Regions from separate parts of the Homo sapiens genome. Here region 1 is linked to region 2. A link is a loop called in an ENCODE intact Hi-C map of the cell type or tissue named here. Cell type or tissue: PC-9. All regions are shown on one strand. Links, peaks and the distances in the headings refer to the core of each region. The heading gives the core; the rest is flanking DNA.

Region 1 (16,787 bases), core at 4,735-12,734, 110 kb before region 2:
GAAAATCAGCAAGTCACGTTGAAAGTAATTGAGATGCACTGCCATTAGCAGAGTGGGTCTCCAGCAGTCACTAGCAGTTAAAGTTTTCCGCCATCACCGTATCCTGTCTCAGTGTCAGTTTTAGGATCTGTACGGGGAAAGGCATCACTTCTTCCATTTGGCTGCACACTCTGCAGTGCATTCCCAGAACACAACCACACTTCTGTTCCTCTATCCGTTTATCCTTACTCAAATGATACCTCTCCCCTGCTAGAATGGAGACTCCTACAAAGCTGGCATGAATTCCTATACAAAAAGGCTACAAACTGGAGTTCCACCTGCTGGAACTGGAGAACCTGTATGATTGCTGTAACATACATTAACCTACTTCAGCATACAAAATGTAATATTATGAATGTGGTAGTAGTACATAAGCTTCGATTCTACTCACACAAACTGAGAATTCTAGGCTTCCATGATGGTCAGGCAGCAACACATTAAAAAGACCACACTTCAGGAGCACATATCACAAGGACGCCTAGTATCACCATCTTGATCCACATCGCTTGGTTTGCTAATTAGCATAGTGAACACCAGAGATGGGTTTTTATTTTTGGCTTCCCCAAAAGTATGATAAATGTTAAAAATGGGATCTCATGTATGCAATTAGCAAAATCTAAAATATATGGGATTTGGGCTGGGCACGGTGGTTCATGTCTGTAATCCCAGCATCTTGGGAAGCCAAGGTGGGCAGATCACTTGAGGTTAGGAGTTTCAGACCAGCCTGGTCAGCATGGTGAAACCCCGTCTGTACTAAAAATACAAAAAAATTAGCGGGGTGTGGTGGTACACGCCTATAGTCCCAGCTACTTGGGAGACTGAAGCACGAGAATCACTTGAACCTGGGAGGTGGAGGTTGCAGTGAGCCGAGATCGTGCCACTGCACTCCAACCTGGGCAACAGAGTGAGACTCCGTCTCAAAAATAAATAAATAAATAAATTTAAATACACTTCAGCTGCTTCCGAAGTGTGGTCTTTCTAATGTGTTGCTGCCTGACCACCACTGAAGCATAACAGAGGCATAGCTCGTTATATAGTGCTTCACCTTATTGCTCTTCGCAGAGTCTGTTTTTTACAAATTGAAGGTTTATGGCAACCCTGCATCAGGCAAGTCTTTTGGCGCCATTTTTCCAACAGCATGTGCTTACTTCATGTCTCTGTCACATTTTGGCAATTCTCCCAATATTTCAAACATTTTCATTATTATTATATCTGTTATGGTGATCTGTGATCAGTGGTCTTTGATGTTACTACAGTAATTGTTTTGGGGCAGTATGAACCACATCCATATAAGATGGTGAACTTAACTGATAAACACGTGTGTTCTGACTGCTCAGCCCACTGGCCCTTCCCCGTCTCTTTCCCTCTCCTCTAGCCTCCCTATTCCCTGAGACACTACAATATTGAAATTAGGCCAATTAATAACCCTATAATGGCCTCTAAGTGTTCAGGTAAAAAGAAAAAAATGCACGTCTCTCACTTTAAGTCAAAAGCTAGTAATGACTAAACTTAGTGAGGAAAGCAAATCAAAAGCCAGGACAGGCCGAAAGCAGGTCTCTTGGACTAAACAGCCAAGTTATGAATGTGAAAGAAAAGCTCTTGATGGAAATTAAAAGTGCTACCTCAGTGAACTCACAAATGATAAGAAAGCAAAACAGCCTTATTGCTAATATGGAGAAAGTTTGAATGGTCTGGATAGAAGATTGAGCCAGCCATGATATCCCCTTAAGCCAAAGCCTAACCCAGAGCAAGGCCCTAACTCTCTTCAATTCTGTGAAAGCTGAGAGAGGTGTGGAAGCTGCAGAAGAAACACTGGAAGCTAGCAAAGGTTGGTTCATGAGGTTTAAGGAAAGAAGCCATCTCCATAACATGAAAGTGCAAGGTAATGCAGCAAGTGCTAATGTAGAAGCTGCAGCAAGTTACCCAGGAGACCTAGCTAAAATCATTGATGAAGGTGGCTACACTAAACAACAGATTTTCAATATAGACAAAACAGCCGTCTATTAGAAGAGGATGCCATCTAGGATGTCCATAGCTAGAGAGGAGAAGTCAATGCCTGGCTTCAAAGAACAGGCTGATGCTCTTGTTAGAGGCTAATGCTGCTGGTGACTTTAAGTTGAAGCCAATGTTTATTTGCCATTCTGAAAATCCTAGGGCCCTTACAAATTATGCTAAATCTATTCTGCTTATGCTCTAGAAATGGAACACAAATCCTGGATGACAGCACACCTGTTTATAGCACGGTTTACTGAATATTTTAACCCCACTATTGAGACCTACTGCTCAGGAAAAAAGAGTCCTTCAAAATATTATTGCTCATTGATAGTGTACTTGGTCACCCAAGAGCTCTGATGGAAATGTACAAGGAGATTAATGTTGTTTTCATGCCTGCTAATAAAACATTCATTCTTCAGCCTATGGATCAAGGAGTAATTTTGACTTTCAAGTCTTATTGTTTAAGAAATACATTTTCTAAGGCATTAGCTGCCATAGATAGTGATTCCTCTGATGGATCTGGCAAAATAAATTGAAAATATTCCGGAAAGGATTCGTTATTCTAGATTCCATTAAGAACATTTGTGGGCCAGGTGCAGTGGCTCACTCCTGTAATCCCAGCATTTGGGAGGCTGAGGCAGGAGTATCACTTGAGCCCAGGAGTTCGAGACCAGCCTGGGCAACATGATGAGACACTATCTCCATAAGTAATAAAAAAGTTAGCCAGGTGTGGTGGCATGCGCCTGTAGTCCCAGCTACTTGGGAGGCTAAGATGGGAGGATCACTTACGCCTGGGTGGTTGAGGCTGTAGTGAGCTGTGCTCTGCACTCCAGCAGCCTGGGTGACAGAGTGAGACCCTGTCTCAAAAAAAAAAAAAAAATGAACATTTGTGATTCATAGGAGGAAGTCAAAATGTTGCCAACCTTAACAGGAGTTTGGCAGAAATTGATTCCAATAATCAAGTATGACTTTGAGAGGTTCAAGACTTCAGTGGAGGAAGTCACTGCAGATGTGGTAGAAATAGCAATAACTGTAACTAGAAGTGAGCCTGAAGATGTGACTGAATTACTGCAATCTCATTGTAAAATTTTAACAGATGAGGAGCTACATCTTATGGGTGAACAAAGAAAATGGTTTCTTGAGATAGAATCTACTCCTGGTGAAGATACTGTGAACACCGTTGAAATGACAACCAAGGATGTAGAATATTCCATAAACTTAGCTGATAAAGCAGCAACAGAGTTTGAAAGGATTGACCCTAATTTTGAAAGAAGTTCTAGTGTGAGTAAAATGCTATCAAACAGCATCACATGCTACAGAGAAATCTTTTATGAAGAGCCAATTACTGTGGTAATCTTCATTGTCTTATTTTAAGAAATTGTTGCAGCCACCCCAACTTTCAGCAATCACCACCCAGATCAGTCAGCAACCATCAGCATTGAGGCAAGACCCTCTAACAGCAAAAAGATTACCACTTACTGAAGGCTCAGATGATGGTTAGCAATTTTTAGCAATAAAGTATATATATTTTTTGAGACAGGGTCTCACTCTGTCGCCTAGGCTGGAGTGCAGTGGCATAATCATGGCTCACTGTAGCCTTGATCTCCCAGGCTCAAGCGATCCTCCTGCCTTAGCCTTCCAAGTAGCTGGGACCACAAGGACATGCCACTATGCTTGGCTAACTTTTAATTTTTTTGTAGATATGGGGTCTTGCTATGTGGCTCAGGCTGGTCTTGAACTCCTGGATTCAAGCAATCCTCCCACCTCAGACTCCCAAAGTGTTGGGATTACAGGTGTGAGCCACCATCCCTGGCTAAACCATTTTTAAATTAAGGTATATACATTTGTTTTTTAGACAATACTATTGCACTCTAAATAGACTACCTTATAGTACCTATAATATAAACATTAATTTTTATACGCATTGGAAAACCAAAAGAATTGTGTTACTTTTTAGCACTCTTTATTTTATTGCAATGGTCTGAAACCAAACCCTCAATATCTTGAAGGTACGCCGGTATATATTTTAAAAATCACAATTTGGAGCAGCTTTTCTGTGACTACCGTGTGAACTCTACAACACCGTATGCAATTCTATCACCGTTACAGATAAAATGTAGGGTTCCATTGAAAAATAGCGTGTTATAAGACACTATATGTATAACTCCAGTTACTGAATCTTCTCTACCTGTCTACACAGATGGATTCCACAGGGTTAAATTAAAGAAATATGCCAAATATTATTTAGAGATACGTATACACTCAAAACTATTTTTTTTTTTTTTTTTTGAGACGGAGTCTCGCTCTGTCGCCCAGGCTGGAGTGCAGTGGCGCGATCTCGGCTCACTGCAAGCTCCGCCTTCCGGGTTCATGCCATTCTTCTGCCTCAGCCTCCGGAGTAGCTGGGACTACATGCGCCCGCCACCATACCCAGCTAATTTTTTGTATTTTTAGTAGAGACGGGGTTTCACCATGCTAGCCAGGATGGTCTCGATCTCCTGACCTGGTGATCCGCCCGCCTTGGCCTCCCAAAGGACTACGATTACAGGCGTGAGCCACCGTGCCTGGCCTACACTCATAACTATTATGGATTTGTGTTCTAATTTTTCATCCTATAAATTAATATTGTCTTAAAAAAATCTTTGTATCAGATTTTTTTACTGTTTCCATATGAATTTTTTTCTGTAAAAAGCTCCAGGCTCAGTATGGTGGCTCACGCTTGTAGTCCCAGTACTTTGAAAGGCCAAGGCAGAAGAATTGCTTGAGATCAGGAGTTTGATACCAGCCTTGTCAACACAATGAGATCCCATCACTACAAAACATTTTTAAAATTAGCTGGGCATGATGGTGCCTGCCTGTAATCCTAGATACTCAGGAGGCCGAAGTGGGAAGATTCCTTGAGCCCAGGAGTCTGTGGCTACAGTGAGCTATGATTGCACCACTGCACTCCACCCTGGGCAACAGAGTGGGACACTGTCTCTTAAAAAAAAAAACAAAAAAAACTCTTAATAAAGTCTAGGATGAATCAGCCAGGCAGTTTTTCAGTCTGTTTTTTTCAATGAACATCAGAAAGAAAAATAATCTGGGAAGTGTAAAACTGAAGGACAAGTCTTTAAAAAAAAAAAGTAAAAATAAAAATAGCCTGATTTCTAAAATAGTAAAATAGATTCTTGCAATAATGCGTTGTTGTCAACAGGTGTCACTGTCTACCAGAGGTAAAGCTCAGAGCTCCCCAGCCAGCAAGGCCAGCCAACAGCACCCTCAATGAGGTAAAGATAGGCCAGGTGCGGTGGCTCACGCATGTAATTCCAGCACTTTGGGAGGCCCAGGCAGGTGGATCACATGAGGTCAGGAGTTTGAGAGCAGCCTGGCCAACATGGCAAAACCCTGTCTCTACAAATAAACAAATTAGCTGGGCATTGTGGTGTGTGCCTGTAATCCCAGCTACTCAGGAGGCTGAGGTAGGAGAATTGCTTGAACCCTGGAGGCAGAGGTTGCAGTAAGCTGAGATCGCATCACTGGACTCCAGCCTGGGCAACAGAGCTAGACTCTGCTAAAAAAAAAAAAAAAAAAAAAAAAAAAAAAAAAAAAAAAAAAAAAAAAAAAAAGATGTAAAGATAGTGTTTCCCAGTAGGAAACATCTGGTTATTGTAAAAGATCTTGTGAAATCCTAAAAACGTTCTCACAACAAAATTATTTTAATTTCCAAAAAAAAAAGGCTTCTAAACCTTGTGAATATTAACTCACATTCTCTTTTTTTTTTTTTTTTTTTTTTTGAGACAGAGTCTCACTCTGTTGCCCAGGCTGGAGTGCAGTGGCGCGATCTTGGCTCACTGCAAGCTCCACCTCCCAGGTTCATGCCATTCTCCTGCCTCAGCCTCCCAAGTAGCTGGGACTACAGGCGCCCATCACCACGCCCGGCTAATTTTTTTTTGTATTTTTAGTAGAGACGGGGTTTCACTGTGTTAGCCAGGATGGTCTCAAACTCCTGACCTCGTGATCCGCCCTCCTCGGCCTCCCAAAGTGCTGGGATTACAGGCGTGAGCCATCGCGCCCAGCCTCATATTCTCTTTCAAATCCATCCCCTTTCCCTCACATTCTCTCATTGGTTTGATTTGGATCATCGGCTTGTGCAGCAGAGCAGAGTGGTTGAGATATGAACTCTTAAATTCTTGCTCTGACATCTATTACCTATATGGCCACAGACAAATGAGTTAACCAGGACTGGCTACATAATTTCTGATGCCCAGGGCAAAATGAAAACGAGGGCCCTTTGTTTAAAAATTAAGAATCTCAAGATGGAGACAGCAGAGCATGAAAGCCGGTGCCAGGCCTTGTGCAACTGAACAGGTCGCATGCACAAGAACTTAGCTCTTATGTAACTTTTCCAAGCCTCCACTTTTCCATTTTCCTCAAGCTAAAATAAGGAAAATGATAGCACCTGCCTCGTGGACTTGTGAGGATTAAGTGAAATGATGCACATAAAACGTTTATCGCAGTGCTTGGCACATAGTAAGCTCTCAATAAATAGGAGCTGCTGTTTTTATGTCCTTCACTAGACTGTATGCCTCTCCTCCCCTGTGCCAATCCATTTTACAACCTGCTGCCAGAGTAATCTTCTTTAGCACAGTTCTGATTATGCCCCTGCCCTATTTTTATAAAAACTAAATCTTCACTGCCTACAGAACAAAATCCAAATCTAACCCGAATCCACTTTTCCAGCTCCTCTCTCGTCAGCTGTCTGGCTCCCTGGTCTCTCTCTGAGCTCGGTCCTCACATCCCTGTGCCTTTGCTTACCATGTTCATTCTGCTAGAAATGTCCTTTCCCCAGGGCTGGGGGGAAATATACAGGGATCTAAGTCACAGATCTGCCTTGGAATTGCTTACAACCTAAACTGGGAAACAGAGCATTATACAAGAGATGTAGCAAAGCACAAGGCAGGAGTGGTCAAGGGAAAAAGTGTCATAAAAGCTCAGAAGGAGCAAAAGTCTTGACTAAAATGGCACTTTTAAAAAAGCATTTCTTTTCATAGTTTTTAAATGGTTACTATATTATATATAGGCTATATGTTGTATGTATCAAAACCCATCGCTCCATAGATTCTTTACAAAAATATGATTCACACTTTTAAGTTTTTACACAATAAACTTGAAAGAGGGGGCAACATGTTTTTTTTTTTATTAATAAACTTCATTTTTTTAAGGCAGTTTTAGGTCCACAGCAAAATAGAACAAAAAGTAGAGAGAGTTCCCATATATCCTCTATATCCCCCCACCCACACGCACACAACCACCCCCACAATTGACATTCTGCACCAGAATGGTACATTTACTACAATCAATGAAACTGCGTTTACACAAAATTATCACCTGAAGTCCACAGCTTACATTATGGTTCACACTTGGTGTTGTATGTTGCATAGGTTCTCACAAATGTATGACATGTATCCACAATTGTAGTATCATATGGAGGAGTTTCATTGCTTAAGAATCTTCTGTGCTCTGCCTATTTATACCTCTCTCTTTCCTAACTCCTGGCAATCAGTTATCATTTTACTGTCTCCACAGTTTTGTCTTTTCCAGAATGTCATACAGTTGGAATTAGGCATTATATAACCTTTTCAGATTGGTTTCTTTTACATAGTACTATGCATTTAAGTTTCCTCGTGTCTTTTCAGGGTGCAATGTGTTTTTTAAATAAAATATTCTAAAATCTAATTCACATTTAATTATAGAGTGGGACATTTAGATGATTTCTCTTTTTACTTTAAAACGTACTAATTAAAATTTAATAGACACTTTTATCAACAACTGTTACGCTGAGGATCTTTCTGTGGGATAATTTGCCTACATATATTAATTGTTAGAATTGGCAGAGATAAGTTTCTAAAGGCTGTCTTTGAATGTTAAGGACGAGCAGCATTTTTTTTATGTTTATTTTTTTTTCTTGAGACAGGGTATCACTCTGTCACCCAGGCTGCAGTGCAGTGGCGTAATTATGGCTTACTGCAGCTTCAACCTCCTGGACTCAAGCCATCCTCCTGTCTCAGCCTCCCAAAGTGCTGAGATTACAGGTGTGAGCCACCACACCCAGCCAAATCTACTCTTTTTTCAATGGGATTCTTTCATGCTCTACTTGTCACACACTTCTATCCACCATTTATGCACCCTTATTTTGTTTACTGCCTTATTCTAGGCAGTTTTCTTACATTCTTTTCATCCACTGACTATAACATGAAGTTTCTGTATTACTGAAAGAGAGATACAAGTAAAGTATCATTTTCTCCACACTCCAACCCCTACCCAGCAATTTAAAGTGATTAGTGTTCTCATGGAACAGTGTGTCCATTAATTCAATTGGCTTTTTGATGCAAGGCTGTGCAAAATACTCAGGATACTAAGGTACATCAGAAATAATTTCTGCCTTCAGGGAACTCACATTCCAGTGTGGGAGAGAACTGACAAGCAAACAAAGGACCGCAGCAGTCCCTCACAGGCTGTAATTAAACTACATACAACTGCCATCAGAATCTAGCTTCAAGAATAACTAGCAGCAACATGTAAGATAAACCTTAGAAGTTAAATGAATATAACAGGTAGACAAGGAAGGAAAGGGCTTTTAAGCCAGGGCTGTAACCAAGGGGTTCATGGTTCCAATTCAAGGATTTGAAGATTTGGTTGGGAAAATAGTTTCATCTTTATTTTCAGTAACCTCCAGTTCGAAATTTAGCATTTCCTTCCATTATAAATTCAGGCCACAAACTGGAGTAGTATTGGCAATATTTGTAACTTGTCACCAATAGAATCACAGATATATTCAACTCACATTGCAGTTGATTCAGATCCTTGAAATATTTACTATTCACTACTTTGAAATTACAGTAGTTACAAGGCTCACTGTAAGACCTTATTATTTATTGCATTAACAAGGAAACAATATAACACAACTTTGTGTTCCTAATATTTTGATAACTATATATTAACATATTGGGGTTTCTTTGTAGCAATGTGTATGTTGATGCCTTTAAATACATTATTCTTAGATTTCCCAGACAGTCTAAGATATGCATTGCAAAAGAAAAAAATGAATAATTAAATAAGGTCAAGAATCCTGCTCTAGGCAGAGGGAACAAAATACACAAAGACACGGAAGGTGTAAAATATGAGGATTTGTTCAAAATTAAATCCCCAGTGCTGTCTTTTCTTTATCCTGACTTTAAGTTCTGCCCGCTCCTGTCCTCTTACCCTCTTGCTGCCACTCTTCCAGTTTGGCACAGCTGTCAGTCTTGCCTTCTTCCACTCTATTTTCTTCACTGTCTTCAAAACGGGTCCATGTAAAATGCCACGATGCTTGTGCCGCTGCTACTTAGGTTGAAGGTGGTAAGGAAAGTCTGGCCTGCTTGGCCTTCATCTGATACTCTCCCTCTGTCCCCGAGGCCCCTCTGTGGAGTCTTGGACTCCCTGGGATGCAATCTGAAAGCCTGGAAGAGAAGTGTGGCCTTCAATATCCTCCAGGGGGCGTTCTTTACCTCTCCATCTGCATCTCCTACCCTATGCCTCCCGGAGCTCTGAGTCTCTCGCCACAATGAATCACTTTTTAGTCTTCAAAAAGCTCACCCTTCTGGTACAACCTTATGCCCTCTTTTGCCTCCAATAAACAGGCTACTTCTTCTGCCTGGGACAATACCTCTCACCACCCCTTTTTCCTGATTAATTCCTACTTAGCTGTTAGATGTCACTTTAGAGGTTTCTTCCGGGAAGCTCTCTCTACTTCCCCCAAGAATATCGCCTTATTATGTGCTGTCTTAACAGTATTTACCTTCATTTTATCATTGAATAGTAATAGACTTTTGCTGGTCTGTGTCCCACAGAATGCTGCACTGTCTTTTCTGGTTGGCACTGAGCCATTCATTACTCACTGTTTAATTCCCCACATTGTAACTGACATATAGCAGGCATTCAGTGGTTTTACCGGTGAGATGAATGAAGCTGGAATTATTGTCCAACCTTACATCAAGAGAAGGATCAGAAGCCAAGGAAAGGAATTTGGACTTCATCTTCCAGACCTCTAGGTTTTTCAAACTATTAGTTATAATCTGTTACTAGATTGTAAGATTAATTTAGTGGTTTGCAATAATTTCTTGTGTTAAATAAAATTTTGTAGAACAGAACAGAATAGAATAACATAGAAAATATCAAAGTGCATCACAAGTAGCAGGAGTAAGTTTGTTTCATAAAACTTTTACTTTAGTTATATATATTATGCATACACGTGCATATCTTGAATAAGAATGTGTTTATTGAGTCCTGATGTGGAATGTTTTTATTCCAGTGGGTCATGTTAAAAAGGTTCTAAAGACACTGTAACCAGAGGGGATCCACGGAAAGTCTCAATCAAAGGCATGATATGACCAGATGTGTGGTTTTGGAAGTTTTCTCAGACCGTAGTGAGTGTTTGTTTGTTTAATAGACAGGGTCTTGTTCTGTCACCCAGGCTGGAGTGCAGTGGTGCGATCATAGCTCACTGTAGCCTTGGACTCAAATGATCCTCCTGCCTCAGGCTCCTGAGGCAGCAAGCCTCCCTGAAAGCACCAAGGATTTTTAGGGCATAAAATGACTATGCATGATACTAGAATGGTAGATACATGTCATTAGAAATTTATCCAAACCCCTAGACTGTACGACACCAAGAATGAACCCTGTAGTAAGCTATGGACACTGCATGATAGATGTGTAAATGCAGGTTCATCGATTGTAACCTACAGGCCTTATTTATGTAGTTAGGACTGTCCCAGATAGCTGTGACTACAGGCCCAAACCAGCACACCCAGCTAACATAAAGTGTGTTTTGACTGGCGATGTCTCTGGAGGCAATGGGAGCAATTGAAAAACTACCACAGTCAACTGGGAAATGATGACAAAGGCAAGGCAGTGGGATGAAGAAGAGGGTGGAAAGAAGAAATGTTCAAGAGGAATAATCAAGGACTTTAGTGACTGATTGGGTGAGTTTGTGAGGGCGGCTGAGGTGTTAGTGTTCAGGCTGTTAACCAAGACCAATGCCAAAACGAGATTACCCACTAGCAACACCAAACGCCTGCAAGGATGTGAGCAACAGGAAGTCTCATTCATTGCTGGTGGGAATGCAAAATGGTACAGCCACTTTGGAACACAATTTGGTGGCTTCTTACAAAACTAAACACAATCTTCCCATCTGATCCTGCAATTGGGCTCCTTGGTATTTACACAAAGGAGTTGAAAACTTGTGTTCATACAAAAACTTCTATCCATATGGATGTTTGTAGAAGCTTTATTCACAAATACCAAAACTTGGAGGCAACCAAGATATCCTTCAGTGGGTGAACGGATAAACTATGGTACATACAGACAAATAGAATATTATTCATCACTAAAAAGAAATGTGCCATCAAGTCATGAAAAGACATTTAATGAAACTTAAATGTATGTTGCTAAGTGAAAAAAGCCAGCCCAAAAAGGCTACATACTGTATGGTCCCAACTACACAACATTCTGGAAATGGTAAAACTATAAAGACACTTAAAAGACAAGTGATTGCCCTGTGTGGTGGCTCACGCCTGTAATCCCAGTACTTTGGGAGGCTGAAGCTGTTGGATCTCCTGAGGTTGGGAGTTCAAGACCAGGCTGGCCAATGTGGCAAAACTCTGTCTCTACTAAAAATACTAAAATTATCTGGGTGTGGTGGTGGGCACCTGTAATCCCAGCTACATAGGAGGCTGAGGCCAGAGAATCACTTGAATCTGGGTGGCAGAGGTTGCAGTAAGCTGAGATCACATGGCTGCACTCCAGCCTGGGCAACACAGTGAGACTCCATCTCAAAAAAAAAAAAAAATCAGGGGTTGAAGGGAGGGAGGGATGAACAGGCAAAGCACCAGTGACTCTTAGGGCAGTGAAACTACTCTGCATGACACTAGAATGGTGGATATATGTCATTATAAGTTATCCAAACCCCTAGACTGTACAACATCAAGAGTGAACCCTATGGTAAGCTATGGGCACTGTGTGATAATGATGTGTAAATGTAGGTTCATCAGTTGTAAACTACAGGCCTTATTTATGTAGTGAGGACTGTCTAAAATTAGCCCATGAATCACTGTCTCTAAGCATTGTTGTTTGCTGAAGTATTAATATTAATGATACAAAGAAATTATAAAACTGATAAGAAGAAAATTTTTAGCATGTGTTCCCTAGAGCTCAAAGTTGGTTAATGTCACTCTGGTGGGCAATGTTGTTAGTGGGGGGCTATACCTGTGTGGGGGCAGAGGATATATGGGAAGTCTCTGTACCTTCTATTCAAATTTCTTATGACCCTAAGAATGCTCTAGAAAAACTAAGTCTAAAAAAAAAAAAAAAAGAAAAAAGAAAAACTAAGTCTATTAAAAAGGTGGGGGATTACCTGCAAAGTATCCTTATGGAATTTTATGGTAACATCTAAAGAGATCTAGAGTTTGAGGGAGCAGTCTAGACTGGAGGCATTTTCTTAAGAAGACATTTATCACTCATGTTAGTCTGGGTCCTCCCAGAAGCAGACTCCAGGACAGGATTAAATTTACAAATATTTCTCTAGGAGAAGTCTCTGTGATAGAAAATGTAGGGGGGTCAGGCATGGTGGCTCACGCCTGTAATCCTAGCACTTTGAGAGGCTGAGGCAGAAGGATCGCTTGAGCCCAGGAGTTTGAGACTGGCCCAGGGAACATGGGGACATCCCTGAAAAAAAAAAAAAAAAAAGAAGGCCAGGCTCTGTGGCTCAAGCCTGTAATCCCAGCACTTTGGGAGGTGGAGGCGGGCGGATCAACTGACGTCAGGAGTTCAAGACCAGCCTGACCAGTATGGTGAAAACCTGCCTCTACTAAAAATACAAAAATTAGCCGGGCATGGCGGCACATGCTGTAATCCCAGCTACTCAGGAGGCTGAGGCAGGAGAATCACTTGAACTCCGGGGGGCTGAGGTTGCAATGACCCAAGATCACACCATTGCACTCCAGCTTGGGCAACAGAGCAAGACTTGGTCTCAAAAAAAAAAAAGAAAAAGAAAAAGAAAAGGAAAATGTAGGGAGAGAGGAGGGGCTGGGAAAGCCAGCTGTCAGTGGAGCAAAGGAGCAGGTGGATAGAAGCCAGTTTAGCCTAAGGTAGGTGCAACAAGAAATTTTTAGATGTCTCAAGCCAAAGTCATCAGTCAGAGGAGTCCCATGGAATAGGACTGCCCTCTAATCTCCAGCATGCTCAGTCCCTGGGCCCTCAATCAATCACTCTCACTCAGTAAAGATCTGTGAAGTGTATTCTCCTGACCACCACCACACTTTAACAAATACGTCTTATTTTAATATATACACATCAGTGTAAACAAAAGTTCAACACAATAAACTGTTCTTTGCCATCATGAAGTTCTGAGGGGCAGTGCATAGCTTTGCGTCTCTTGGCCACGGTTTCAGACCTTTCCTCTTCCCCTCTAGATGTCTCTGTAGTTCCTGATACTCAAATACCAGCTATTTAGGGATTAACAGATAAACCTATTCTTCATGCATTGCTGCTACATTGCTTTTTTGCCTACATGTCTTAATCTGATACTTCATTTAAAAAGCAGGATGTTTTGACCAGGCGTGGCAGCTCATGCCTGTAATCCCAGTACTTTGGGAGGCCAAGGGAGGTGGAACACCTGAGGTCAGGAGTTCAAGACCACTCTGACCAACATGGCAAAACCCTGTCCCCACTAAAAATACAAAAATTTAGCCAGGTGTGGTGGCATGCGCCTGTAGCCACATTTATTTAACCTTCCTAAGCTTTATTCTTCTCACCTATGAAATGGGGTAACAATAGTTGCAACCCTATAGTATTGTTATAGTAATAAATTATACATATGTTATATATACATAACAAATAAACATCTGTTTATATATGTGCTGTATGTTATATGCATATTTATATTTATATATATATACAATATTACACAGTGCCTGGTGTATGGTAAGCACTCAAAAAATTAACCATAATAATAACTATTGGCTGGGTGTGGTGGCTCATGCCTGTAATCCCAACAGTTTGGGAGGCCAAGCATGGAGGATTGCTTGAGCCCAGGACTTCAAGACCAGCCTGGGCAGCACAGGAAGACTATGTCTCTATTAAAAAAAAATAATAATAAATATTAATAACATCATTGTTTTTACCTCCCTGCTATTAGACTTACTCCCCTTTTTCATGTTAATTAATTAATTAATTAAAGCTTTCCTAAAGTATTTCCTGATCTTTAGGAATCTCTCACATAATTGCTAACATTTTTTTGGCACCCACTTTGGGCACCTTTATAGTATTTGAAATTTGACAGCAGGTGGCAGAAAACTCAACCAAAATTAGATTTTTAGTTGTTGTTCACATTACAAGAAGTCTAGGGCTTGGGTAGTGGCCCCATGGTAGCGTCATTGTTCCAAATGCTTCTTTCTTCCTGCCCTGCAATCCTCTGGGCCATAAGATGGGTTTGGCTTCTTTGGCATAACATTCATGTCTCAGGAAGGAAGACGAAAAGAAGACAGAAAGGATGGAGGCCAAGGACTTCCTCCTCTCAAAGGTTTACCATTCCATTCAAGGAAGCAAATCCTCGCCACAGATGTTCACCCACATCTAACTGGTCGTGATTGTGCCAAATGACTACCTCTATCTGGAAAACAAGCTGGGAAATCAAGTACTTTTAGTTAGAGAGTGTTCTCACCTCAAACAGAATCAGGGTAATGTTTTGAAGAAGGGAGAATGAGTATTGGCAACTAGCCATGTCTGGTACATGAGCTCATTTAATTCTATTTTAAAATGACAGTCTGTCCAAGATCCAGTACTATGGACTTGAATCTAGAATTCCATAATTGAGGTAATGGGTACATCAGAGCCAATGTCAATTAAGTAGGAGGAAATAAATTATACTAGTTTTTAAATTGAATTGATTGATTCATTTACGCAAAACCTCTGGATGCTAAATAAATGTAGCAACTGATGGGCTGCATTATCCCATGCATAAATTACCCATAACTAGCCAGTTAAGCAGTGTTTGAAACTGGCTGCTTATTAAGCCACTTTATTATGCCATTACTACAGTATATGAAATTATATTCTATGTTTCTGAGTAGGGAAAAGAACCCACACAGCTCGTTGCTTATGTGTTACCTATTTTCATTCAACAGTCTCAAATCCTTTTTCAGAACAAAGCAAATATGAATAAACAATCTGGTAACATGTAATTCATACAATTTAATAAGCATTGCAAATGAGAAAGGAGAGTGTTATTTTCATTTCTTCATATAATAATTACATCCTCTCTTGCAAAGCCCTCACTCATCTGGAAGAATTATATAATGTTCTCAATTTACCATAGGTAGTCAATGCTTAGCCTGTGTGGTATGTAGATGTATATCTTAGTTTCAGGACAGGACTGCATCCAAGCAATTTGAATGTGTCAGGTATGAGTGTCGTCCTATAGTTATTTAGGCCAAGCTAGGAAGAAGGCGGAGTAATAGTGGACTAAGGTATGGCCAAGACATAAGACAAAAATAAAATTTACTGTTAGTTTTTATGTATTAGATTAGTAAACTAATAACTAATGATAAAAATTTACAGCAGCAACTTCTTTACTTTATCCCTTAATTATTTGATGTTTCTTAGTCTTAGGTGTCGAACTAGATTTTAACCTCCTGAAGAATGTTTCTGGTCCCACATAAAGCACTTAACACTACCTTGGGCAATGCTTATTGATTAACTGAAAGATGTATTTATTAAAATTTTCAGTGTTAACTCCTAATTGCCAGTAAATTCTCTTTCCTTTTTCTCTTGAAAAAGTAGTAATCAGCCAAGTTCTTTTTTTTTTTCCTTTGAGACTGTGTCTTGCTCTGTTACCTAGGATGGAGTACACTGGCACACTCACGGCTCACTGCAGCCTCAACCTCCTGGGCTCGGGCGATGCTCCCACCTCAGCCTCCCGGGTAGCTGTGACTACAGGCACACACAACCATGCCTGGCTAATTTTTGTAGTTTTTGTAGAGATAGGGTTTCACCATGTTGCCCAGGCTGGTCTTGAACTCCTAACCTCAAGGGATCCACCCGCCTCAGCCTCCCAAAGTGCCGGGATTACACACCGAGCCCGGCTGTAAATTCTCTATAGCTCATGCGAATCCCTGAATTAAGGCCTTGAATGAACTTTAGGATATAAAGTTAGGATGATATCCTTTAAAGTTAGATGACTTTTTAATTTTTTGCGAGTACACGGTAGGTGTATATATTCATGAGTTATATGAGATATTTTGATAAAGGCATGCAATGCATAATAATCACCTCAAGGTAAATGTGGTATCTATCCCTTCAAGCATTTATCCTTTGTGTTATGAACAATCCAATTATACTTTTAGTTATTTTAAAAGGTACAATTAAATTATTATTTACTATAGTCACCCTGCTGTGCTAGCAAATACTAGGTCTTATTCATTCTTTCTAACTACTTTTGTACCCATTAACCATTCCCACTTCCGCCTCACCGCAACCCCACTACCTATCCCAGCCTTTGGTAACCATCCTTCTACTCTCTATCTCCATGGGTCCAGTTGTCTTTTTAGCTCCCACAAATCGGTGAGAACACGTGATGTTTGTCTTACTGTGGCTGGTTTATTTCACTCAACATAGTGACCTCTGTTTCCATCCATGTTGCAATTGACATGATCTCATTCTGTTTTATGACTGAATAG
Region 2 (16,787 bases), core at 4,516-12,515:
ATAGTAGCATTTTAAGTCTCTTGATAAGTATGAATAAATTGCTTACTAAAAGACTGTAGCAATTAATATAACCCCCCCCACCCCCGAGTAGTATGTTAAACCATTGGACATTATCAATTTTAAAATTGTATCCCAAGCCAGGTGTAGTGGTGCACACCTGTAGTCCCAACTACTTGGGAGGCTGAGGCACAAGATTCGTTTGAGACTGCAGTGTACTATAATTGCACCTATGAATAGCCACAGCACTCCAGCCTAGGCAACAGAGAGACCCACTTCTCTAAAAACAAAACAAATAAAATTGTATCCTATTGTTACTTTAATTTGCATATAGGGAAGTTGAAGTTGGGAAAATATTTTCATTAACCCTTTATTTCTTCAAATGCTTTATTTTTTTCATTTCCCTTGTTCATCTCATTGGGTTTGCTAATATTTTTCTTATATATTTATATGGTTTCTTTAGCATGGCTCTTAACTAATCATCAGGTATATTTGCTGAAAGTATTTTCTTGGCTTGTTATTGCCTTTAATTTTTTAATGTATGGAAATTTTTATTTTTGCATAGTAAAACTACCAATATTTTTCTTCTTCTTTTCTTTTTCTTCTTCTTTTTTTAAGAGATAGCATCTCACTCTGTCACCCAGGCTGCTGGAGTACAGAGGTACAATGTTTGCTCACTGTAACCTCAAATTCCTGGGGTCAAGCAATCCTCCTGCCCCAGCCTCCTGAGTAGCTAGGACTACTGGCAAGCTCCATCACACTCAGCTGATTTTTGTTTGTTTCGTAGAAACAGGGTGTTGCTATGTTGCCCAGGCCGGTTTTGAACTCTTGGGCTCAATTGATCCTCCTGCCTTGGCCTCCCAAAGTCCTAGGATTACAGGCATGAGCTACTGCACCTAGCCTTTCTTTTTTATTTCTCTCATTGCTTTTAATCGTAGGAAGTTGTTTTCCTTCCCTTCTAATATGCCATAATACGCTCCTAATCTTTATGATTTGATGTTTCTGCATTTAATTCTTTAGCCACCAGGAATTATCTTTGATATGGTATAACTTGGCTGGGATTTAAAGGAATGGACGATATAGAGATACACAGTTCTCTTTAGCTCAGAGATTCTCTCTCAGTACTTCTTGATTTTATTTCAAGGTTTCTTAGTTCCTGAGACAGCACCTTTTTATGTTGGGACTTTTGGTGTCTTTGGAGTGCCTGGATGACTTTAAAGGGCATGTACATCTTTTTATTTATCTTTCTTCCTTCCACAGGGCTTAGTAGAGTGCTTTACTAAGAGACAGCCCATTCTACACCTCCCTGGAAGAGACTGGCACATGCCAAGCCTCATTTAAAAACTACTCTGAAGGCCAGCGTCCCTAAAAAGATCTCTTCCTCTGAGTTATTACTGATGCCAGAAATACCTGTTATTTCATCTCTGTGTTAAACGTTGCCCTCTCCTCAAGCTGTCTTTTAGAATGCACATTCACGTTGGGGTAGCGTGGTATATTAGTTTCCTGGGGTAGCTATAACAAGTTGCCGTAAACATGGTCACTTAACAGTTTTTTCTCTCTCACAGTCTGGGGGCTAGAAGTCCAAAATCAAAGTTTCAGCAGGACCGTGCTCCTTCTGAAGGCTCTAGGGAAGGATCCCTCCTTGCTCTTCCTAGCTTCCCATGGCTGCTGGCAATCCTTGGTGTTCTCGTTGGCTTCCCACTGCGTCACTCCAGTCTCCTCCTGCATTGTCACAGGCGTGTGGCTCTGTCTATAAGCAAATAGTAAATCCATAATCCATATGTGTTTGCTTTCCCATAACATGCTTACATTTTAAGCAGAGAATCAAAGTTTTTGCATGGTATTTCTTCGGTTGATCAATATCTTCCTTTTTCTACTAGTAAAACAGATAAACTATTGATAGGAAAGTGAGAGGACAAAATGAATAATCCATTGGAATGATTCATGTAATGGTTTGATGTCAAATATTTTCGGTTTTCAAAAATAAATGAGTTAATAGTAATTGCAGTTATGTGATTTTCTCATATTTAAAGTCTAGTAGCATAAATTGTAACTGTTAAATTTGGTAACAAGAGAAAAATATGGTCAGGTGCAGTGGCTCATGCCCGTAATCCCAAAATTTTGGGAGGCTGAGGTGGGAGGATCACCTGACCCCAGGAGTTTGAAACCAGCCTGGGAAACATAGTGAGACCTGGTATCAATTTACTTAAAAAATGAAAAAAAAAAAAAAAAGAGAAAAATATTTTGAGTGGTTCCCAAGTGAGGAAAACCTAAGATTTTCTTCTTTTAAAGAAAAAAACGGATGACAGATTGGGAAATTAATTTTGCTAATAAAATATTTTGATCCTTTTCAGTAAAAAGCAACTATCAAAGCTGGGAAAAATACCAATAGCCTTTATTCTTCCCTTTTAAACAATGTGTGAAATAGAAAATTTTAATAAAATTTAATTATCTCCTTTTTAATTTTATGAATTTCTCATTTTTAGAAGCATCTTTATATGTCCTACCATTATTCAGTTTATAAAAAATAAGTTTGTTTCCTTTTTGAATTATTGTTAATATTCTTTAAAATTTGGTACAAAGACAATATGAAGATATTTTAACTGAAGAATATGAATACAGTGGTTCTTTGTGTTAGATTGTGCCCAATTTTCACAAAGTGAAAGTTTCTACCTTCGTCTTGACTGCAGGAATAAAAATCTCCTGTGAGCAGAGATTGTTGACTCAAGAGTCCTCATCATTCTACCTGATGAGATAACACTCCCTAATTTAAAATATTGTTAAACAAAATAAATATTTTCTTGGGACAGAATGCTTTGTGGTTTAGTGACTCAACTCTCTCTGTACTGGAAGCCTCAACCAGTGGCACAAGAAAAAAACTTGTTTTGTATCATCCCTGACTGAAAAAAAAAAAGCATTTGTTTTATACCCACTGAGTACAGGTTATAGAGACAGAAGGTGATATGGTTCTTAGCTCCTAAAAAGCCTATGATTAAATTGAGAAACTGATATATGTTCCCGGAAAACCTAGATGAACACTTACTAAATAGTACTAGGTGCAACTATATGAAATTGCCATATTTGACTGGTTTTGACCTACAAAAATGGTATTTCATAATGTTGAACCTCGAAGTTCAAAACCACTTACTTTCTCTCCCCTGCATTATGCACATCCTTCAGTTCTCTGTGTCAAGAGCTGTACAAGAAGCCTGTGTTAAGCCTGGCAGTCCCAGCACCCAGCCCAGGGAAGACGTGGGGCTGGTGGCTTTCCCCTTCCAGGGCTGTGCACCTGCTGTGCTGCCTCTCTTCTTCTGCCCTCTACTCTCCCTCAGCTACATTATTTCCACATATAGAATTTTCCTTCCTTTAAAGCACATCCTCACCTTATTTGAAGCACTTTCCTTTCTTCCTCTCTCTCTCTCTCTCTCTCTCTCTTTTTTTTTCTTTTGAGACAGAGTCTCTCTCTGTCACCCAGGCTGGAGTGCAGTGGCATGATCTTGGCTCACTGCAACCTCCACCTCCTGGGTTCAAGCAAGTCTTCTGCCTCAACCTCCCAAGTAGCTGGGACTGTAGGCGCACACCACCATGCCCAGCTAATTTTTGTATTTTTTTGGTAGAGGCAGGGTTTCACTATGTTGCCCAGGCTGGTCTCGAACCCCTGATCTCAAGCGATCCACCTGCCTCAGCCTCCCAAAGTGCTGGGATTACAGGTGTGAGCCACTGCACCCGGCCCCTTTCTTTTTTTCTTTCCATTCTTTGTTTCCCCTTTCATTCCATTATTAATCACTATCACTCAGTTGATGGCTGTAAAGCCTAAAAGTAAAGCTAGTGATGCATTTGTGTGACGGAAAGGGAAAAACCATGAATCTTGATGTGAAATTAGAAATAATAATCATCAACATGTGGTAACAACAAAAGCTCTGTAAAGTCATGTTACAGCCTGTGAAAAATTCTCCACCCACCATCTCTTTCTGATGAAACTGATGTTTCTCAATAATCCCTATTCTTAAAAAGAGAATAATCTACACTTGAGAAAAATAGACACTATTTCTCACACCATTTTATTGCTTTCTTTTTCTTTTTAAAAACTAGTATTGAAACAATTCTGTGATTTATAACGATGTCCTTTTCTTTTTGCTGTAGTGTAATATTTCAGCTACATGAAATTGACTTTTAGGGGCTTATGAAACAGGATTTATTACAATCAGGGAAATCTTGGAGGAAGTGAATTTTGAAATTAGACTTGATGGAATTTGATAGCCAAAGATTACAAAGAGGAGAGGCAAAAGCATTAATAGAAAACCCAAGCAAAGACATATAAATAATGAAGCAAGTTGTATGTATGGGAAGGGCAAACAAATCTGTCTGACCACAGCTGGAAGTCTGAGGTGGAGGGAGGGGAGAAGGAGGTTAGAGTGGTATTGGAACACCCTTAGGGTGGGAATTTGAAGCTGACATTTGGAGCTTGTGACTAGCATCTTTGCAAGGACAACTTTATTTGGATAGATGGAGAGCAGGGATACTGTGATAATCTCTTTTTCCCTCTGCTTGCCTCTGCACCTTAGAGAATTTCTATTCATGAGAGCTGAGGTGATAAATATCAGTCCATCTCAGATTCAGCTTCACAGCCATTCTATTGTCTTCAGTCAGCAAAACTGTATCCCTGACGTGTTGCTAATACATAAAGATTTTTCATGAGAAATGATTTTAAATTAGAGTTCTCTTTTGAAACATTAACACCAGTTAATTGAACTAATTCATTAGGTATTTGATGACAATTCTAGTCGCTACATAAGGATATGTCTAGGAAGCCTTAAAGCAGCTTTGGTCCCTTGTGGAGTTTACCTACCTGGTGCAGGTGAGTGAGAGAAGCCAAAGATATGATTCAGACAATTATGAATTATGTACTAATTACTGATCATTTTGTATTAATCACCAGACAACTAGCAGGTGCTTGGAAATTGAGTAAGTGGAACACGATGAAACTGACAGTTATAAAAATTAATGTAAAAAATGAACCTCCATAAGAATTATTTTGAAAAACTAAAAAATATAAGGAAATCTCTCTCATATTGAAAATGATTTTTTTAGTTTTATATTATTATCAAAAGGCATTTACTATAAGCACCATATTATGTGTAGGAATGTTTTAGAGGTCTTGCAAGTAACCTTTAAAGACTCAATTCTTATAAAGATTTATAGACCACCATATAAAAGAATATATTGAATAGAGCCTTGAAACCTCTGAATTATAGCTGTGAGAAAGTTGAGAGTATATGATCTATAAGAAAAGTAGGTGTTTGTGAGTTCAGAAAATACAATAAATGCTAAAAAATGTTTGATACAAGGAAGAGTTACACAATTTCTCTTGAAACTTTATTGCTTCTGGAAATGCCATGAAGTAATGATGATTGCGGCAGTGTAAGTGCCATCAAAGCTCAGGATTGATGAAGATAATTATTTGAGTGCCTGGAAGGATTAACTAAGGCAGACGAGTTTCGTGCCAGGTTGTTTAGGGACCCCAGAGTTTAAGAGACTCTTACTAATTGTTGCTGGCATGAGTTTTGGACTAGAGAGCTAAGGTGGGGCAAAGGTAAACAAAATAGGCAGATGATGCATATTAAAGATGCTATAAAGTTAACTTCAAAGTGTGTGCCATCACCACAGACTTCTGGAAAATAATAACCAACAGACCAGTTTTGCATGTAACTATCGTGGTTAGGAGGAGGTGCTTTTGAACCAAAGCTTTATATTGACATTATTTGAAACAGTCATAAACAGCAACAGGCTCTGCAAGCAGCTGCTATCTTCATGAATCAAACCACCTTTGCAGAAAGCGCTTTGTATTCACTCAGCCAGCAAACTCTTACAGAGCATCTGTGATGTGACAGATGTTATTATATGCCACGGCAGAAACAAAGGGACTCATACCCAGGAGCCCCTTAAAGAGATGAGATGAGAGAAAGAGCCATCAGTGATAAGTAAGCTAAAATATAACAAAATTGCCTGGAATATAGGGTGTGTAGGGGAGCTACATTTGAAAAGTTAGACTGGGTCCAGAAGGTGAAAGCACTTGAATACCAGACAATGAAGTTAGGGCTTTATTCTGTAGACAGTGCTGAGCTATCTGTTGGTTTTCAAACCAGACAGTACATCAGGAAGATCAATCTATTTGTAAAGTTAGAATAGGTTAAAGGCTGCAGGAGACACTCAGTAGCAGAGAATAACTGGAATCTTACTAAACTGAAGACATAATGAAGTTTAGAAGTAGGATAGTAGTGGTTGGAATGCACAAGAGTAGATGGATGTCATACTGGTGAGGTGGAAGAAACAGTTTTCTTGTATTTATAACTGCCTCCCTGTCACTTCTTCCTCTAAAAGATTTACAGTAGTTTGCATCCAATTGACAATGCAAATAAATACAGATCAGAACACTAAAAGAATGATAGTGTGATAAGAGAAACAATTACTTTACAGAAACACACATTCATAATGTTTTATATAATTGTTAAAATTGATTCATGATCAAGTACATGGACCTCATTGTCTAAAAGACAAGGAGTGAAAAAGAGAAAAGCTTTTCTTGGCATTTCAGAATGAGAGAAATCTTTCCCTTCAGTCTCCATATAAAGGATATTAAGTAAGATGGTACCTAACATCCTTCTTGGCATCCCTGCAATAGGTCCAACCAAGAGTTCTACGTGGCTGCATCTTATAGTGTCCCTCAAAGCAAGTTCAAATGCGATGACAAAGGACCCCTTGATGAGTGATCAGAGGTGGATTGATTGGAGCAGGAGGGCTCAAAGATGACTCCTCAGAGTTGCCCCTGGTACTTTAGGACTATTTCTCTACCCTTGTGCCTATAACCACATAATTTTTTTTTCATTTTTAGTTTTTGTGGGTACATAGTAAGTGTATATATTTATAGAATACATGAGATATTTTGATACAGGCATATAATGTGTAATAATTGCATCAGGGTAAATGGGGTATCTTTCACCTCAAGCATTTATCCTTCCTTTGTGTTACAAACAATCCAATTATTTTCTTTTAGTTATTTTTTAATGTACAATAAAGTAGTGTTGACTGTAGTCACCCTGTTGTGCTATGAAATACTAGATCTTATTCATTCTATCTAACTGTATTTTTGTATCCATTAATATAACCATATTCTGCCAGGCTTTTTCCTCCTTGCCTGCTCCATGGTAATATCACCAGAAGCTTTGTTTGGTGCTACAAAGGCTAACAATTGAAAATACCCTCTTTTGCATTATTAATTTGTTATTCATGAGCTTAGTAAGATCATTAGTCTTTCTTTGGGGAGTATTGACACTGTCAAAATAAAAGCTACATTTTCTCTTCTCTGCCATTAGATGATAAGAATTTGAATTGCCTTAAAAGGAAAATTCCAGCAATCAAAAAAATCTTCTTTTGTATTTCGACAACTGAAAACAAAACTTGTCCAACTTGACTCTTATAAAGAGAAGCTGAAAAAAATGCCATGACCTTCAGCTTCTCTAAATCAGAGCATGTGCAATCACGCGTGAAACACAATACTCTTGATAAAACCGAGCCGTTCCTTGAGGCACAGACCTCGGTTCCTCAGTTCTCCTGGGGATTTGCACAATTCTCCTGGTTGTTTGGTCCTCGGCCTTGGCTTCTCTTTGCTTGTGCCCAGAATGAAATCATTTCTTCCTCTGGGACCAATGCTAATAAAGCCAAACCTTGTGGAACCTAGCCTGGTTCTGGGCGAGTTTCATGGTTCGTTAATCATGTGGAGTGATCCGAAATCATCAAAATCAACATACTAGTGGTCCTGAGATATTTTGCTTAACTTTCACAGACTCGGTAGCACCCAAAGCCTCGATTTCACAAGATAGAAGTATTAAGGCAAACATTTCCAGCCTTTGTTGGAGAGATGATTTGCATTCCACTGGTCAGGTGTGAGGGGGAACTTAAACATTTCTGCACCACACAGCATATTGGGAGATGGCTCCCAGCCTTCAGGCTGCCATTTTGAAAGACTTGGTGGCTCACACCTGTAATCCTGGCACTTTGGGAGGCTGAGGCAAGACAATCATTTGAGACCAGGAGTTCAAAACCAGCTTAGGCAACATAGTGAGACCCCGTCTTTACAAAAACCAACAAAACAAACAAACAAACAGACAAACAAAAACCATCAAAGTGCCCAGGAAGGTGAATGCAATCAGGAAGTAGAGGCTGACTGGACAAAAAAGGATGAGTAGAGGAGTGATATTCTTGTGCAACCACTAGATGGCAGAGTTTCTGCATTCTATTACCATTGGCAACAAGAAATACTTGGGTTAGTGGTGTAGCATCCTTTACATACCTGTAACTTTGAGGATGCTTTGTATTTTAAAAACTCGAATGAGCATAGCAAATTATTTTCATTTCCCCATCCAACTTGGAATTTTGTGATCGTGAAACTCATCTACTGAGAATTTAAAATTAGTCTCTGAGTGAGGAGTTGGGTGGGTTCTCTACTCCTAACTCTGTCATTAGCCGTGTGACTTTGAACAATGAATATCTCTGGGCCTCAATGAACTCATCTGAAAAATGGTATGGTTGGGTCACTAGATTATCTCTAAGGGATCTTCCAACCCAGACATTCTCCTTTCATATCTGAGCCTGATAAATATGCTAGCTCAAAGTACCATCTATATAATTCCTTATAAATTATTATTCAGGACATGTCAACTGACATTCATATGCATAATTACAATAGCTGATACTTATTGAGAACCTACTATATGGCAGTACTAGGCTAAGCATTTTACAAGTTTTACCTAATTTAATTCTCTTAACAATTTATCACTCCCATTTTGCAGATGAAGAAACTGAGGCTTAAAGAAGTAACTAGCTCAAGATCATATAGCTAATGGCCAGGCTGGTATGACTCTGAAATCTGTGTGTATACATTGCTATATTTGATCCTTTATTCAGCTGAGAAAAAATACAAATTTGAAGACAACACTGCTTCTGAAGGAAAAACCCATTCTGTAAATCCAAAATTCTAGGTTTTCCAAGGGAAATAGATTGTGGGGTTTTGTTTTATTTCTGGAGATGGGAGAGATTTACATGGCTCTATCCTCACACTGTCATTAGATGCCTCTTTGTGAGCCTGGGCTTCCAGTACCATGTACATGGGTAACCAGCAGGCACAACACTGTCAGTCAGTCACATGGTTTCTGAGGAACAATGTCTCTTCAAATCTGCAATAAAGTGACTGAACCAGGTAATCACCAGGGACTTTTTCAGGTCTAGCATTATCTGATGGTATGTGTCCGTAATCTAATACAGGGTCTAATGTTAGCAGGAAAGAGGTTGCTCAGTAAATGGTTGCTCTCTACCATTTAGCAGTTGCAGTAAAGAAACACCATGCACACTATTAGTGCCATTTGTTAGTGAATTAAGTTTTCTCCTTCCTTTGTGGCCAGAAAACTTATGCATGTTACAACCAATGCCTTAATTCAGAAGAGTGGTTCTAGTATCTGGTGTCTTAGGTTCCCTTGAGGAAATAATTCAATTCAATGCAGGTGGAAGCACTTTTTGGTAACTTTGAAATCACAACTCTGAGGCTCAGTTGAACACAGTAATAATTCTTTGGATAGACAATAGATGGCAGTACAGCATCAATTTATAACTTATAAACTATAGTTAAACCTAAACTTTTATGCTACATTTTATTATTTTGGATGTACATTACTATAAAACAAGAATTATTAAAAAACTTATTTAACTTGCCTTATATTAGGCTACACATATTTAAATGCTTAAGGAACAACTTGGTGGTGTAGACCAACATTAGGAAAACTCGAACTAGATTTATCAGGGCCACTTTCAAGGGCTTTGGAGAGGCCCTAGCACTGTCAATCTTGAGAAAGTAAGAGATTCTCTTTTCTTTTTATTAAAGAGGCCCGCCCCCTTCTTATATAAGCTTTAGGTCTCACAATTCTGGGATTTGTCTGAGAATAGCCATGCGGCTCTTTTAACTTGGGAAAGGGAAAACAGTCTTGCCGTTATTAATTTTGCTACCAACTTAATCTCCAGGGAGAGGGGCAATCTGGTTTTTTAAAGTAAGCCAAATAAAAAGGAAACATAATTGAATGAATTGGCAAATGTTCCACTTACTTCTAAGTCTGAGTAAAATCAAGTACCATACTTAACACTGAAACTTTCACTCTGGCAGTATAACATCTGTGCTAAAAAGAAAAGGGAGGTACAAAGGAGTATAATTAGCAAGTTAATAAATTATCCTCTGCTAAGACTGCAGACCAATATGATAGCATTTGGCGGTTGTTTTATGTTATTTACCCAAGAGGTTATTGTCGTTAATAAATGACCAGTTGTGACTATTCACAAAGGAAACTGTGCTTCCATTGGCACATAAATTTCTCATCAGGGAGCCAAGCTTAGCCTCTGTTATGACCACCTACACCCTACTCATCAGGAGTAAAACTAAAATTAACCCTTTGGGTACAAAAATAATAGAAAGAATGAATAAGACTCAGTATTTGATGGCACAACAGGGTGACTATAGTGATAATAATGTAATTGTACACTTAAAAATAACTAAAAGAATATAATTGGATTGTTTGTAACACAAAAGATAAATGCTTGAGGGGATGGATGCCCCATTCTTGATGATGTGATTATTACACTTTGAATGCTTGTACCTCATGTACCTCATAAATATATATATATATATATATATATATCTACTATGTACCCACAAAAATTAAAATAATAATAATGAAAACATTACCCTTTGGAAAAGAAAAGTTAACAAACTTTCCAATTGGTCTTTCCTGTTGCAAACATTTATTAAGGTTGGCTTTTAGGCTAGGGAGACTTATCTATGTGTAGTTCCAGAGGTAACCATTATTCGGAATTGAAAATATTTCTGCCCATTCGATAAGCCCCTATGTCTACTAGACCTTAATATCCTTGAGGGCAGGGAGTGGAATTGTTCACCTTTGTGTGCTTTGATATATGACATGTCATGGAAGATCTAGAAAATGCTGAAAGAATGAATGCTAGATAGTGTTACAAAGTTGCTTTAGGTCTTAGAGACCTCTTGGCACGATTTCAAGTGTATTATTTCTGTGTAATACATTGTGAAGGTTGTGTTTCAGGAGACAAACTTGTCCAGTAAGCTTGCTAGGAGTAGAAGGCCTGTGACTGACTCTAGAGAGGAAGTAGAACATGCTCCTGGGACGGCCTGAGTTTCCGGGGCTGGGCAAGAAGCTGCCCTGAAGCAGAGTTCTGTTTGCGAAGCCCACTCAGCCCACACATCCTGTGACCTTGCCTCACCTCCAACCAAGTCCTGGAGCAAACTGTGAAATCATGGCGTCCATGGCCAGGTGCACAGCAGCACTGTCTGGATCTGGGTCACGAGGAAAGGGAATTTAGCCAACACCCCATCATTCTCCTCCTCTCAAGGGGAAGCAGAGGTTATTGGGTATACCACACACACTCAGCAGTTCCTGTTTTAGAATGATGGTGAAGCAAGGGCCGTCCCTGGAACTGTCTGTGATAGTCCTCACCTCCTCTAGCCACTGAAAAACTAAGCCTTCCCCCAGGGCCATGTGTACCCTCCCATCTGGGAGATCATGACCCCAAGTATAGAGAACTGACTCTTGGATAGCACACTGTGTCGACTTAGTTTATCCCCCAAATCAGGAGAGCAGGCAGGTTCACAGGGTTCAACACGCTACAAGGCCCAAATTATGAAAGTTCCTACTCTGGTAGCTCAAATTCCATCTTAAATATGTGTCATCTCTACCTCTCCCAAAGTGTAGCAAGTGTGGGGAACATATTTCAAGACAAAGCTAGGGAGAGGATAGAATGCACATCGACATCCATTTCTACCCTCTCCCTTCTCCTTTTTTCCTAATTGAACCTCAGCTTCTTCAGGTGTCTAATTTCTGCACAGTAGTGTCCTTCAGGTCTCAGCCTCAAAGGGTTGGGTCCAGTGATCGGTTTAGTGCAGGTATGAAAAGAAGCCTGCTAGGTGGCTTCTAGAGGAGATTTCCCCCACTTCTAAGCAAGTTACACAGGAAGGAATTATCATACCTCTATGTGACAGCTAGAAATGTAGCAGTGACTAAATTCAGTAGCAAAGGAATACACTAGTTAAACCAACTCAGTCTACCCCTTTTGTTTTATATGTGATAATATATTTTGTTTTTTATCAGGCTTCTGTGAGTTGGACTGTTATTTCCAGGCAAAAGGATCCTATGTTTTAAGCAGGGATTGTATCACAAGCAAAATACATAGAAAAGGCTACACTTGCCAGCTTTTAATTATGTAATACGTAAGTATCTAGGAAGAAGAGATAGGTCTTTTTTGGAGTGCCCGTCTCCGACAATACAAAGCTTAGGAAGCACAGGTAGATTGCTTTTATCTCTCTTGTCACTTGGAGTCAGTCAATGGGCACATATGTTTTTCCAAAAAGGAAAACTATTAAGGGGAGCAGACTGCCTAACATTTGTGGTTGACTTTTCACAATGTGTAAGTCTAATCTATGGCCACACCACCCTAAATGCACCTGATCTTGTCTGATGTCAGAAGCTAAGCAGGGTCGGGCCTGGTTAGTACTTGAATGGCTGACAATGTGTAAGTCCACAGCAGTTGGAATAAGCTTTCAAGTCCTAGGAGTCTTCTCTTGTTTGCTACTTCTTTGGCATATTTGTGAGCAGAAGGACAAGGTGAACACTAACTTAGGGTACTGGAACAATTAATAAAAATAGGTCTTGATGTAAGACACATTCATGGTAAGACGATGACAGCATTTCAACTTTAAGGTATTTTTCAGTTGTTACTTAAATTCTCCTGAGCTATATGTGTTTCTCTTTCCCTTCAAAAATACTGTATTTAAATTCCTAAGAAGATATTAGCCTCACAGGTAGAAATGTATTTTTATATGTGTTTATATATGGCATAATATATTGTCTTTACTGTACACAAGTATTACTTTCATAGTATGAAACTAAAGGAAAAACAAAAAGAAATATATTGCTGCTAATGTACCTTTACATTTTATATAATGCAAACAATAGTGACTTTTTAAAAAAGTATGTACAGGGGCCAGGCACAGTGGCTCACGCCTGTAATCCCGGCACTTTGGGAGGCTGAGGCAGGTGGCTCACTTAAGGTCAGGAGTTCGAGATTAGCCTGGCTAACATGGTGAAACCCTGTCTCCAATAAAAATACAAAAAAATTAGCTGGGTGTGGTGGCACATGCCTGTAATCCCAGCTGCTGAGGCAGGAGCATCACTTGAACCCGGGAGGTGGAGGTTGCAGTGAGCTGAGATCATGCCACTGCACTCCAGCCTGGTGACAGAGTGAGACTCTGTCTCAAAAAAAAAAAAAAAAAAGTACACAATAGAGTTCCACAAATTATGCCCATCTATATCTCCCTTGCTGATATTACCATATTGATTAGATCTTCCTGCCCTTCTAAAGTGTTAACACTTTGCTCTATTCCTCTTTATATCCTTGCAACATTGTAGAAATCCCACAAAAGCTTCCGTTTCTGTTGCGAAATGCTGAGGTCTTGCATTTTTAGTTCTCTTTCTACTTTACTGGCATTCTTCATTCAAAGCTGTCATTCTGCTCTGGCATCTTTATTCCTGTGCTTACAAAATCTACCAAACCTTGGATCAGGTATGATGCTCAACTGCAGACAGCAAGGAACACCCAAGTCAAAATGGCTTGAAGAATAGGACGTTTATTATCTAACACAACAAGAACTCCAGAGATAGGTAATTCTGCTTCTCATTTCAAGAAATCAAGAGATAGGTATTTCCTCTCTGCTTTTTCCTCAATCTAGTCTCCTTAGGCTAATCCTGCACATGGTCCCAAGATGTTCTATCATATTCATCACATGCAGGCATGACACTGGCCTGCAGGAAAGGGAAACTTTCTCTTCTTGTAGAAGACCTTTTCCCCCATTTCTTCAGCAGACGCCTCTCACATCCCATTGGTCAGGACTGGGCCAGAGAAGCAGGGCAAAGTATGAACATTTTAGAGGGTCAGGGAGACATCAATCAATGTGGTAACATAAGCAAGACAGTTACATATGGGCATTTGCCTAAATCAGTTACTGGTGAGGGAAACTGGACACCAGGGTTAGAGCAATCCCGACTGACTACTGGGGCTGGGAGCAGCTTTCTCTGAGGCATATGGAGGATGAATTGCTGAACAAATTTAGGATTATTAGCAAAGGCAGTGTGTATGGGGGAGGTGGGAGAACAGTGAAGGGTTGGATAAAGGGAATGGCTTTGGGGTAGGCAACCATCAGAGTCTGTAAAACATTCTTTCTGCCTTTATTAGTTTCCATTCCTTTTGAATCTGATAAATATTATAATCCTAGGAACAGTTCCCATTTCCTGGCATAGTCTAGATTGTTTCTCTAACTGGGATTCAGTTCCCACTTTATTTCCAGTGTTCAGGAAACTTACAAATTTCTTTTTGTTATTTCTTAAAAGCCACGACATAGAACAACCAGGAAACTGGAAAATGAAATTGGATTACTTTCATGCCAAAATCTGTCTCTCCATCTAGTTTCTGTCTACCTCTATCTATCTCTAATTTGTTTTCTGCATAGGATTTAAAAGAATTCAGTTAGGCACAGGGTGAAGTCATCCAGGTTTATTTATAAATGTGCTATGAGAGCGCCAAATTATCTACAACGCCGTGTAGGTTTTGAAGAATGATTCATTATTTGGGCTGACTGGAAATATATTAATACATGGAGAAATATGCCTTTGGGTTTCTTGAGATTTTGGCATTGTTCATAGTGTATTGACATGACTGTGGTTCCGTTCTTTGCAGAGCTTTGGATGTAGTCGATGGAAAATATGTGGTTCGAGACTCCCAGGAATTTCCACTGCACTGTGGGGAATCCCAGTTCTTCCACACCACCAGTGAGGCGCTTGGTTCCTTACTTCTAGAGTCTGGAATATTTAAAAAGGTAATGCTTCATTTCTAATGTTTGACTCCCAAGAATAAACCCTTTAAAGAGCTAAAGCACTGTAAGATAGCCTGTCTAAGAAACACATACTTAAAAGTAATGGTATATATTGTATATCATAAATTATATATATCATATGTAATATATGTTATATAATATGTATTCTGTAATTTTCTATATAATTATATTTAACAATATAATAATTTATTATGTAATCTATTTTTATATAATTATTATATATATCATATATAACATTATATATCAAAGCACCATGATAATAAAGAATGAGCTTGGCCGGGCCTGGTGGCTCACGCCTGTAATCCCAGCATTTTTGGAGGCAGAGGCAGGCGGATCACTTGAGGTCAGGAGTTTGAGACCAGCCTGACCAACATGATGAAACCCAGACTCTACTAAAAAAAAAAAAAAAAAAAAACAAAAAAATTAGCTGGGTGTGGTGACGGGCACCTGTAATCCCATGTATTCAGGAGGCTGAGGCAGGAGAATCGCTTAAACCCAGGAGGTGGAGGTTGTGGTGGAGCTGAGATCATGCCACTGCACTCCAGCCTGAGTGACAGAGTGAGACTGTCTCAAAAAAAAAAAAAAAAAGAATGAGCTTAATAAATGAACTTGACTCTTTGCTTTTTGCTGCCTTCAGGTGTCTTCCTCCTTGTAGGTGCCTTTTGCGCGCCCTTTTTTCTTTTATACAAACTGGGCTTTAATGCAAAGGCATACAGATTAATATGATGTCAATATTTGGAATTAATTGTTCTTTCCTATAAAAAGCACTTATGCTTTTTTCTACTGTAAGGCATTTTCAGTTATTTTATCAATAGTTACTTCTTAATATCTAGATGCTTGTACAGAAAGTTCTGACTTAATTATATTGCCTTAAAAGAAAAGTTTTCTCCAAGGTGGGAGATAGAGAAATGTACTCATGTTAACTGCATTCCTTCACTTGTAGAAAGACATTACTCATGCACTTACTTGTCTGCAGGATGGGAAAGTAGAATGATATCTTTAGTCACAGGGTGAGTGAGAGCTAGTTTAGCTGCCAGGCCTGAAGGTTGTATAATACATTTCTTGTTATAACTTATTATAAGATCAATGAGGGTTAATAGTGAAATATATTTGTCATGAAAGAAATGCTCTCCTCCATCCCAAAAGACATTTGCTTTAGTAATACCATATATTAACGGTTTAAAAAATTACTTAGCATGAGATAGAAAGAGTTCTGGAGATTGGCTGCACAACAATATGAATGTACTTAAACTACCGTTAGTGTAGTTAATATATTGATCTGCATAGTTCTGTATAGTTAAAAATGGTTAAGATGGTAGATTTTGTTATGTGTATTTTACCACAATTAAAAAATGTTAAAGCTTACTTAGTGATGAAAAGCAGTAAAAAGGACATGAAGAGATTATTAGCTTATATTTTATATTTCATTAGAACATGACAAAAGTAGGTAGTGAAATTCAATACAGAATGCTTGGTAACTCAAAATAGCATAATATCAATAAGGGTACCAGAAATATAAAACATTTTATAAGATATTGAATTTTAAAACCAAATTTAAATTTAAAAAATTAAGTAAACTGGCTTACCGTACTTTATACTTACTTTCAAGTTGGTTTCACATTTTATTCTTTTCTCTTTATAAGAAATAATTTTTAACTAGGGGAAAAAAAACCCTGATAAACCCAGTCATTGGCCCTAGCCAGAGTTTCAAGTTGTTTCCTATATTTTTCCTTCAGTAAGTATGCCTTTTATAACATAAAACAAAAATAATTAT

What was found. A loop is a pair of places that touch in the nucleus more often than their neighbours do. Peaks named below come from ENCODE experiments on the same cell type or tissue, not always from the same donor. Only the 100,000 strongest peaks of a DNase experiment are listed, where the experiment ranks them.
Region 1: a loop joins it to region 2, with 12 times the contacts of the local background. A loop is called at or near these places in 36 of 110 quality-filtered maps.

Annotation. Positions count from the first base shown.
Region 1 is chr6:106,329,971-106,346,757 of GRCh38, forward strand. No RefSeq gene overlaps it. Among named protein-coding and RNA genes, the nearest start is that of ATG5, 13 kb to the left of the region's middle. In PC-9, for the core only: CTCF peaks have their summits at 5,229, 5,432, 9,529 (motif pointing right) and 9,732; DNase peaks (open chromatin) are centred at 5,261 and 9,591; H3K27ac peaks cover 388 bases.
Region 2 is chr6:106,436,838-106,453,624 of GRCh38, forward strand. It overlaps CRYBG1 (crystallin beta-gamma domain containing 1), which reads left to right. Exons shown (of 22, transcript NM_001371242.2): 2 at 14,857-14,995. LOC105377924 (a long non-coding RNA gene) reads right to left here. Exons shown (of 2, transcript NR_134603.1): 2 at 14,659-14,978. It also overlaps the pseudogene RNA5SP211. Among named protein-coding and RNA genes, the nearest start is that of CRYBG1, 85 kb to the left of the region's middle. RefSeq lists an enhancer at 11,033-11,534. In PC-9, for the core only: CTCF peaks have their summits at 8,331, 8,541, 9,634 (motif pointing right) and 9,836; a DNase peak (open chromatin) is centred at 8,294.